Linked DNA regions of Mus musculus: region 2 is linked to region 1. The links are chromatin loops, found by intact Hi-C in ENCODE. Cell type or tissue: heart. All regions are shown on one strand. Links, peaks and the distances in the headings refer to the core of each region. The heading gives the core; the rest is flanking DNA. Region 1 has its middle 28 kb from the start of 1700023C21Rik. Region 2 overlaps Abca9 (ATP-binding cassette, sub-family A (ABC1), member 9).

Region 1 (5,382 bases), core at 161-5,160:
TCTCTGGAAGAGCAGTCACTGCTCTTAACCCCTGAGCCATCTCAGCCTCATTATTTTTTAGTTTTAAAAGCCTACAGGACAATTTTATTAGTATGTAAAACAAAACCACCTAGAACAGGCTCTAAATCTTCAGCTATAAATCTTAGCAACTGCCCGGAGGAGAAAAAGAGAGAAGGGGATGGGGGGGGGGGGAGCTATGCCATTCAAGCTGGCCTGGGGGGTCAGCCCCAGGGTGGACAAGCAGCCCCTTGACGGAAGATAAAGAGGTTAGAAGAGAAAGGAGGAGTCTTTAGGAGAGAAGTGAGCAAAGTGTTAGGGAAGCCCCAGGTGTCAAAGAAAGCATGCTTGCAAAAAGAGGAAGAAGAAAAGGGGAACTCGGGCTTTTCCGTGTACTTCACAAAATCAAGTAGATCTTCAGATCTACATAGATGCAGTTCAATAAAGTTCCTGGGCTAAGGTCAGGGATTCAAAGAAGAAGAGGTACAGTAACTCATTAGAGGATTAATTATTCTGCCTACTTCCTTAGCCTGGATTAAGGATGCCTGCCTGCCTGTGCTGCCCCTCTTCCTAGAGGTGGTCTCTTGAATAGGTGATTGGTCCCATCCAACCAGCATGGTAGGTCTCCAGCCAGGCCAGAGACTGCAGTCTCCTGACCAGAGGAGATTTTCTCTCAGCAGGCCTTTACCGCTATCCTAATATTGACCCTGTGAAGGTGTTAACACTAAAATCACTTGGGAATCAGAGCAGAGCCTCCCAAATACTTGTGTCATCTTTGGCTTCCACCATCTTTGGCTTCCACCAAGGCTGCCAAGAGGCATGAATGAGACCATTTGGGGCTTTTAGCCAGGAGAGAAGCTGGTTTCTTAATCAGCCTAACATGTAGTTTGTTTGTTACCAGTGATGGCAGAACTGGTTTTTGTTGGTGTTGTTTTGTTTGTTCGGTTGGTTGGTTGGTTGGTTGGTTGGTTGGTTGCTTGGTTGCTTGCTTGGTTGCTTGGTTGGTTGGTTGCTTGGTTTTAACAGAACACGGTGCTTTTCATGAGCAGACCCCTTCTTTGTTTCTCACAATTATCTTGTGTAGGAGGAATGAAGGTCTGATTATTCCCATCGGTAGACTGGCTATGTTATCAACTGAACAGCTGCGCCATTCAGGGAACTGGATGAGGCCCCAGGGAAATGATAACAACAAAGTAACTCTGGCCCTCACAGAGTCTAATGGGGAAGGCAGATGTCCAGTGAGTTACAGAAGATTACAACACCGTACAATGAGGCCTACAGACTAGGAAAACAGGACTCCATGGGGGTTAGTGATTTACAAGGGGCAGTAAGGTAGATGATTGACAGCTATAGTTGCATTTGTGCATTCGTATGCACTCATGTACACTTGTACATATGGAGGCCAGAGGTCAATGCCAAGTGTCTCCCTCAGCCACTCTCCACCTTAATGTTCAAGGCAGGGTCTCTCACCAATTCTCCTACATTGGTTGGACTATGGATTCCAGGGATATCTGCCTTGTCTTTGTCTCCCCGGAACTAGGATCACAGCCACAGAGCCTGGCTTCTTGTCTGGGTTGTGGAGATCAAAATCAGATCCTCATGATTCTGAGGCGAGTATTTTACCCATTGAACCATGTCCCCGGGCCTCATCTCTCTAGAGGACAGTTAGAAAGATAGGGCTAGTGATAGGCACGATCTTAGTATGTGATACCTGGAGGGTTCTCGTGAATCAGAAGGTAGAGAGCTTAGACACATTGCTGAGCAGCCGTGGGAGAATGAGCTAGGTGCCTCAGTGAGGTAGATGTACCCAGTGAGGGCTCTGGTGGCCCTTTGTCACACAGAGATGCATGAATAGCAGAGTTGAAGGCATGAACTTCGGGTTAGACCCTTCATGGCAAGCCTCTGGTGACGACCATCACCGATTACTCTTTATGTGCCGAGTTTTCTGATGGCAGGCGACTTAATCTCTCTGAGCACCAAGTCCCTCATTCTCACACAAGGAAACAATAGTACCCTCCTCAGATGCTGGCTGTGGAATTCAGGAGAGGGAGTTATGCAATCTGGTTTGCTTATTGTGTGACCCACAACGTACCCCATCCCTTAGAGGAATGTTGGTTTTCAATGAGGAAGTGTGTACGTACCACATTCGTGAAGTATTATCATTATCAGTACAGCGGAAGAGGCTAGCCCCCTCTCCCCCCCCACCCCGTCTTTCCGAGGCTACCCCGCCCCCCAGAGCCGCACGGAAATGGGATGGCTGTGGTGAGGTTCGGACAGATGTTGTTTCTTGCTGTGGCCAGGGAGATAATGAGAACGACTTCCGTGCCGGGAGAAGGCTTGGACCAAATGTTCTCAAGAGTCCCATCCAACTCTTAAATTCCATGAGAGTAAGAAAAACCAAATGGTTGGATTGTAGCAGTCAGGAAGCTTCTGTCCCTCTGGGGCAGCAGGAAAAGGTCACAGAGCTCCGGCCATGAAATCGGTTCTTTCTAGAGCGCGCTCCTCCTCCCAGCCCCAACCCAGCTTCTTATTTACAGCCACAGAGGAGTCCTTTGTTCATGTACCCTTCCCTATAGGAATCTGGGAACATGTTCTAAAATTCCAGAATGTGCAAAGATTGGGGGGGGGCTTGCCTTATTTGTATCATTCCCCCAAAAAACCTTTTCATAGAAATACTCCCCACCAAGGAATGCAAAGAATTATCATGATATTTAGGATATTAGGATATATAATAAGCATTTTAAAACTGTGTTTTGTAATACTTGGTTCTGTGAGACCCTAGTGCGGGGAAAAAAACCTTGTTTTGTGGAGATGCGTAAATTAGTTTTCAGATTGCGCCATCTTCTGGTCGAATCTGGAAAATATTCTGATGGATTTCTTTCTTTTTTTTATTTTTATTTTTTTTTTTTTTTTGAGACAGGGTTTCTCTGTGTAGACCTGGCTGTCCTGGAACTCACTCTGTAGACCAGGCTGATCTCGAACTCAGAATTCCGCCTGCCTCTGCCTCCCAAGTGCTGGGATTAAAGGTGTAAGTCACCACCGCCCGGCTCTGATGGGCTTCTTATTTTTAGCAGAGCTATGGCATGAATTTGCTCCTGATGAAGGTGGACCAAAAATGTGTCTCCCCAGTATTTGATCCTGGTTTCTTGGGAAGTAGCAGCTTGAACTGCATTCAGATCTAACCAGGGACGGTTCCCTTTAATAATCACTGTGTTTCTTCTGAAGAGCTTCTGCTGGTCTAGCTCAGATATAGGCTCAACCTCTAGGAAGAAGACTCTTGCAAAAGACCCTCAGCTGCCAATGTTACTGGACACATCAGTCATTTTCTTTTAATTGTCTGAACACACTTAAAATGACTCCTGTGACTTGGAGGCAGGGGACAGTGGGAGATGTGAGACCTGAGACCCAGGAACTGAAATCTCTAGTCTACTCATTATAAAGGCAGGTTGATCAAGAATATATGCAAATTGGAAGGTGGAGTGTGGAAAGATGGTGCCGTGGTTAAAAGCACTCGTTGCTCTAGCAGAGAACCTAAGTTCACTTCCTAGTACTCCTATGGTGACTTACAGCCGTCCCTAGTTCCAGATCAAGGGAGTCTAACATCCTCTTCTGACCTCCACAAGCCCCTAGCATTTGTGTAATTCACAGAGACACATAAATGGAAACACTCATACACATAAGATAAATCAACTTTAAGATTTTCAAAAGAACAAATGCAAACGATTCACTTTAGAAGAATTCTCTCATGTGACCTCTCAAGTTGTTGTGAGGTAACTCCGTCAGAGAACACACGGACTCTTAGAGCCAAATAGAAAGTCTTTATAGCCAGCTGGCTGCACAGAAAACATACCCAAGCCATTCAGCCGCAAGCCGTACCTTACCTGAGCCTCTCAGTACAAAACAAACAAACAACAAAACATATTCTGAGGTGACACACTTCCGTTAACAAGAACGGTTAGCAAGGAGCGGAACAACCGAAACTGAAAAGCAAGGTTAGCACATTGAGAGATTTCCCCGGCTGCATCCTGGAACTGTTGACTTAGCCTTTGTCTCTCGCTAGTTTCCAGGGCCTGAATGGGCTTCCAACATGGCGTCAGTTGTACTAAGTAAGGTCTGGGGCGGGTGGGTGTCTAAGGTCTAGAGGCCTGTTATAACGTTTAGAGTGCAGAAACCTTCTGTCTTATTTTCTGATAACCAAATACCTCTACAGCATGCAGGCTTATTTAAGCCCCAGCTCTGCAGTCTGGGAAGTCCAAGATCATAGCTATAGCACCTACCCAGCATCTAGTGAGGGTCTTCCTGTTACATCAGAGCATGGCCAAGGGCGTCACACAAGATCCTGGGCTAGCATTCCGCAGAGGGCTTAGCATAACAAAGTCGAATTTCTAAGACAGCCCAGAGGGTCAGCATCTCAGTGTTGCTGTGTCGGAAACCAAGTATCCAACTTGTGAAACCTGGGGACACATCCGCATTACACACGAACCAGCAGATGCCTTTGTGCATCCTCTTTTATCCCCTCAAAGAGAAGATGAATTGATTTCTTAACCTGTTTCTCTGATGCCCCTACACACACACACACACACACACACACACACCCTCCACAGTCCCATCCACCCCCCACCCCAAGCATAAATGCCTTTTGAGACACTCTGGCTGATGACCTGGCTCTCACTCACAGCTTAGACCAGACTGGCCTTGAACTCACAGAGAGCCAGGTAGAGATCAACCTACCACTACCACATGCTGGGATGAAAGGTGTTCCCCACAACACCTGTCCTTCAGCCTACTTCATAACCTAACTCAGTATCCAGGTAAGACAGAGGCAAAGCAGGACGGACCTAGGCTAATGATGCACATGAGTATGTGTTTCTTCCTCTACCCAAAGAATCCAGATGAACCTTCCGTTCCAGAAAGTTCCTCAACAAGACGGAGGAAGAAGGTGAATCCTCGTGTGCTCCTTGTACTTGTTGACATGGACTCTAAGAGGCACAGTCCCTTCCATACCCCAGGCTCTGGTATGCATTTTGAAATATCCTCTGTAACTCCTTGTCCTAAGACTGGCCCATACCCTAACTCTGTAACAGGAAGAGAAGAAAACAGCAAACAGCTAAGGACACTACAAACATTGCATCCGCTTCCAACAGAAGTTACTGTTGTCTATCCTACAATATTAAAAATGTCCGTGGAGAAAATGAGAACCAGGAGGCTCATCCACAGAGACCACTCTGCTCCGACCGTGGATTTTCAATCAGGAGTCCATGAGTCCAGGAATACACACACACCTCTTCAGGAATGCCTTAGTCATTTCTGCCATCCTAACAAGAAGGCCTGGTTTGTCTCAGAAACCACATCCAAAATAAAACAAAAATATAGCGTTATTGGTGA
Region 2 (5,382 bases), core at 140-5,139, 240 kb before region 1:
ACACACAGCACTGTAAATCAAATGTCCATAGGGGACTTGGGATGGTTCCCTTGAAAACAGCAGTTTGTAGCAGGAGTGGGTGGGCTTATGGCTCTGTACAAGGAAAGGCCTGGGGGAAGAGGTGTGAGCAGTCTCTGGGGGGAAGGGGTAAGAAAAATGCTACACTGGTTTTCATCTGTCTTCACAGAAACCAGTCATCATTGCAAGCTGTCTGCGGAAGGAATATATAGGCAGAACGAAAAGGTGCTTTTCCAAAATGAAGAAAAAGATCGCCACGAGGAACATCTCCTTCTGTGTTAAAAAAGGTTGGCAACCACAGTTCAGCAGAGTTGCTGTGGGCTCTGAAGACTGGGTCTTTCTAAGAGGCATGCATGTCTGGGACAGGGATCATCTTTTGGTGAGTGCCGAGGCAGCTGGCTCACCATGGGGTTCAGGCCGTGCCTTCCAGCTGATAAACCTTGGTTTAAATAGAACAGTTTTTCTTTGCAAAGGAAGAGAGAGTTATGGCCTGTATCTTAAATCCTAGTGAAGGGGGTAAAAAGGATAGCATTGATTTTAAGTATTAAATATTTCAAATATTTATTTACTTTTTGATGTTGAGGACGAAACCCAGGGCCTTCTGCATGCTAGGCAAACATTCTCCCAATGAGCTCCATTCTAAGCCCTGGCATAGGGTGAAAGTAAATGGACTGATCGGGTTACAGTGGTGCGTCTCTTATTCTTAACAAATAATGGCTAGGCATAACAATTCATGCCTATAATGTCAAAACTGGGCAGGCTAAGCAAGAATATTATAATAAGTTCAAGGCCAGCCTGGGCTCCATCCATGCATTCCAGAGCATTCTGGACTACACAATAAGAACCTATCTCGAGTTATAATAACAGTGTTTGGTATGGAAGTTTCTGGTTAACTGGAGCAAGTGCTCTTCAGAATTCAAGCTCAGTCTCTTAACAACTTACCTTAAGCAAGTTATCTGCAGTTTTTAAGACTCAGATCTCTCTTCTATATGACAAAGTTAGTAGTAACATCAAGTGTGTGTGTGTGTGTGTGAGAGAGAGAGAGAGAGAGAGAGAGGGAGGGAGGGAGGGAGAGAGAGAGAGAGAGAGAGAGAGAGAGAGAGAGAGAGAGAGATTGAAACAATGTATATAGTACATTTTGTGTACTCTCCACAGGGAAAGCAAATTATATTTGGTTTTATTTTTTAAAGTTATTTGCCTGTTCTTGAGTATGCTTGTTTCTTTCAGGTGAAGTCCTAGGGCTCTTAGGACACAATGGAGCTGGCAAAAGTACAACAATTAGCATGATAACAGGAGACACAATACCAACCGCAGGTCAGGTCAGTAATACACGTAGGACGGGTTCCATAATATTAAATATATCCAACACTTTTCAGTGATTCCTCATGACAACCTAAACATACATTGTTAGCCCTTAATTGATTCTAGTGACATGCACTGAAGATGACTGGCTACATTTCTTTCTACTTCATTCAAAAAGATTTTTTTGAGAAAGGTTAAGGTTGTCAGCATAGTGCCCTTGAGTGAGTAGAGAATAGAGATATTAATGAAAATATTATATACATCACACACACACACACACACACACACACACACACCCATGCATACTTTCAGGGAAGAGAGCACTGATAAGTCTTCTAAGAGCTTGGTAAACTGAGTTGTCTCATCCAGCATTATACTAAAGATCACTGTTAAAATCCCACCAAGTCCTGCTAATGTGGTTACAGTCATGAAGCTCCATATTTAATCACAGTTCTCTGAATCCATGCTATAATTAAATACTACATGCCTCGTGTGTAGCGAGAAACCACGGGTGTCTTTGCAAAGAAGACAGCCAGACAAAATTTCTTGTCATAACTGAGACAAATCTTGGCCTGATGGTGAGATGATGTCTTCAGGGATGGAAGAGATGCTTCAGGCGCTACTGGAGATGCACTGAAGTTCTCAGTGTAGCACACTTCTGCTATGCAGGAGACCTAGAACTTACCAAGGTGACATACATTAGAGACAAAACAATTGTCCAGAGTGCAGGATACAAATTATAAAAATATATGAATTGCATCCTTGTAGACCAAATCAGATAAAATGATGATCAGAAACCAAACAGTTATGACTTCAGAGGAAAATGCTCTTGGTGTATGATCTGAGGTTTAGATCAGAGGGAAGGTTGATGAGAGATTGCTGTAGATGCTACTGATGGCTAAAGAGACTTCATAAATTGCCTTCTGTTTCCATTCTTACCTGATGCAGCTACTGGAGCAGTCCTTTGCAAATGCAAACAAAAGCCTGCCACTCTCCTGATTACAAACTCCTACCATAGAGGTCCAAACTCTATCATGGCTGCAGAGTTAGCATAAATGAGGGCTCTGCCAACTGCTGTTCTGTCTCTGTGCCTCTGGACTCAGCCTCTGGTCTCCTCGCTGTAGGGTGTGTGGGCTTGACATTCCCCCACCCTCCATAGATAGAGCCATCTCCAGGCGCCTGGCTATCTCCTTAATGTCACTCCTCAAAGGGCCTTGTATTGCCTGTACAATTTGCTTGATTAACTTACGTATTAGATGCATGTATTTTCACAAAGCATTGAGCAGAGAGCTGTAATAAGTTTATTTATGTTTCAATGTATTTATTTTCCGTTTTCTCTCTCTGTTGAAAGTTTGGTAAGGCAAAGCTAACTGCTTTTGTACCACAGAGAGATAATCACAAAGAATCAAGGTCAAGGGCTTTTCTAAAAGTTGATCCTGGTGTCAGGTCCCAAGCTTATCTTCTGTGACTCTTGTGCAAATTTCTTTCTTTTTTCTTTCTTTTGTGCGAATTTCTTAGCCCATGAATGCATTAGGTTCATATCTCTGTTTATTTGAAAATAATGTAATTTAAGTTATATGAAATGCTTAGGTTTCAGTACAGAGCATCACAGAGTAAACTTTAGCTGTTATAAATGGTACAGTACTGATCTCATCAAAATAATAGATATTATCATTTTCCTGGTCCTCGTGTAGTAGATGTATTGCTAAGGGAAATTTTCTTTGTTAGTCAGTTCAGGGCCACTCATCTTTTGAACCAATGGTGTTGCTGATTGAGTAAATGTGTGTATAGTAGGCTATTTAATAGCATCTCTGGCTTTTACCCACTAGATGCCAGTAGTACCCTTTCCACCACGGGCATGAATACCAATTTGACAAGCAAATATTAGCATCTTCGGATAGTGTGAGATGTACCCTGAGGGGAGAATTGCCCCCTCCCTGCTGAGAAACAGAACAGTTAACAAGTGTCCATTGTTCTGAGCGTCTGGGTCAATGAGAGAACTCATGTAATAAGCCACCAACTAAGCCATCTGAACTTGAACTGTGGTGGTAGATTTAGTCCTGAAGTTTAAACTACGTTACGGCATAATAATATGGAATGTTTGCCCTTTTAAATTACTGAGAGATTCGTCATTTCTCCAGAGATAAATAGTTATTTAACTCTTTAAGCACTTAATGGTTTTTGTGTGAACTTCATACATGAGCACTGCATGTACTTCATTCCTGTCCCTTCTCCTACCCCTCCAACTTCTTCATGTTCCACCCCCACTTCCCAAACCCATGATATCATCTTTAATCATCATTGATACGTGTATATGCACATGCACATACATAAATACATACACACACATATGTATCTTTCTCTATAAACACACACATAGAGTGTGCATATTATAGTATACACATAAGCTACTGAGTCTGTTTAGCATTGTTCATATAAACACGTGTCCAGATCACTTAGGGTTAGACAACCTGTGTAGTAGCTCATCCTTGGAAGAAACTGATTCTTCCTCTGTCAACAGCCATTGCCAAGCTGTAGCTCTTCATATGGAGTCTGAGACCATGTGGATTCCACCCCCCCCCCCAATTTGGCTTGGCATGTCAACTGATGTTGTCATTATGACATGGTCTTGTTCAAGCAGTCATAATTTTACTAATGCTCTTACTACCCGTGTGCCTGAAGAGAACATCATTAAGTGTCACTTACATGTGCATGCAGTTTTGGATAGAATCTGAGAAACACATATATATTGTCTGTGTAGGTGTTTTTGAAAGGGAGCGGTGGGGGTGCTGCCCTCGGATTCTTGGGGTACTGCCCTCAGGAGAACGTGCTGTGGCCCAACCTGACAGTGAAGGAACACCTGGAGTTGTATGCTGCTGTGAAGGGGCTGAAGAAAAAGGATGCTGTGGTCACCATCACACGGTATGTGGAGAAGCCGCACTTAATCCCTGCTCAGGACAGTGGTATCTTATTAATGTGCTCACACAGAATTAAAGAAGAGAGCTTCTAACTACTGTTCCCTTGCTTGTGGGACACTTAGTCATCCCGAATGGGTTCACTGCTGTTCTCTCTTACTTTAAGCCTGGAGAGAAAGGTTTACTGATCTTTCCTTCGTTCCTTCCTTCGTTCCTTCCTTCTTTCTTTCTTTCCTTCCTTTCTTTCCTTCCTTCCTTCCTTTCTTTCTTTCTCGCTCTCCCTCCCTCCTTTCTTTCTTTCTTTCTTTCTTTCTTTCTTTCTTTCTTTCTTTCTTTCTTTCCTTCCTTCCTTCCTTCCTTCCTTCCTTCCTTCCTTCCTTCCTTCTTTCTTTCTTTCTTTCTTTCTCTCTCTCTCTCTGTCCCTCTCTCTCTCTCTCCCTCCCTCCCTCCCTCCCTCCCTTCTTTCTCTCTCTCTCTCTCCCTCCCTCCCTCCCTCTTTCCCTTCCTTCCTTCCTTCCTTTTATTCTTTTTTAGAAGAAAATATCTATTGGGCTTATTACCAGAAAGACCAGTCCATTGTGGTGGGGAAACATGGAAAATAATAGTGGAAATAAGAGTGTGTTGACCAAAGAGAGCTATAAAATATCAGTATTAGCCAGTTTTGTGTTATTGTAATGAAACTCAGTAGTCTGAATACATTTGAAGAAAAGAGATTTATTTATTGAACCCACTTTATATTTGTTTTGTTTTTGTTGTTGTTGTTGTTATTGTTACTGTTTTTGAGACAGGATTTCTCTGTGAATCCTTGGCTGTCCTGGAATTCACACTGTAGAACAAGCTGGCCTTTGACTCACAAAGATCTGCCTGACTCTGTTTACCAGTGCTTGTATTAAAAGCTTGTGCCACAACCACTGTCCTGCTATTTAATTCAGTTTTGAAGACGAAAGTTCAAGATGTCAGCTTTTGCTTTAGCCTCTAATGAAGGCCAAAGAACAACGGTATCAGTGCAGGGTTGTGTGTGAGTGAGAGAGATGATATGACCAGACAAAAAGCCAGAGAAATGAGGACTGTATAATCCAAGCCATAGCCTTGTGGATCTAGAGTGGTGGTTCTCATCCTTCCTAATACAAGTTCATCATGTCGTGGG

What was found. Peaks named below come from ENCODE experiments on the same cell type or tissue, not always from the same donor. Only the 100,000 strongest peaks of a DNase experiment are listed, where the experiment ranks them.
Region 2: it touches region 1 in a loop (4-fold over the local background); 15 of 42 quality-filtered maps call a loop at or near these places.

What each region holds. Positions count from the first base shown.
Region 1 is chr11:109,871,007-109,876,388 of GRCm38, reverse strand. No RefSeq gene overlaps it. Among named protein-coding and RNA genes, the nearest start is that of 1700023C21Rik, 28 kb to the right of the region's middle. In heart, for the core only: a CTCF peak has its summit at 2,824 (motif pointing left); DNase peaks (open chromatin) are centred at 758, 1,168, 2,358, 3,028 and 1 weaker place; H3K27ac peaks cover 300 bases; H3K27me3 peaks cover 262 bases.
Region 2 is chr11:110,109,147-110,114,528 of GRCm38, reverse strand. Abca9 (ATP-binding cassette, sub-family A (ABC1), member 9) reads left to right here. Exons shown (of 39, transcript NM_147220.2): 30 at 188-305; 31 at 1,246-1,337; 32 at 4,082-4,242. Among named protein-coding and RNA genes, the nearest start is that of Abca8a, 16 kb to the right of the region's middle. In heart, for the core only: a CTCF peak has its summit at 3,160; no DNase peak of the experiment used is centred there.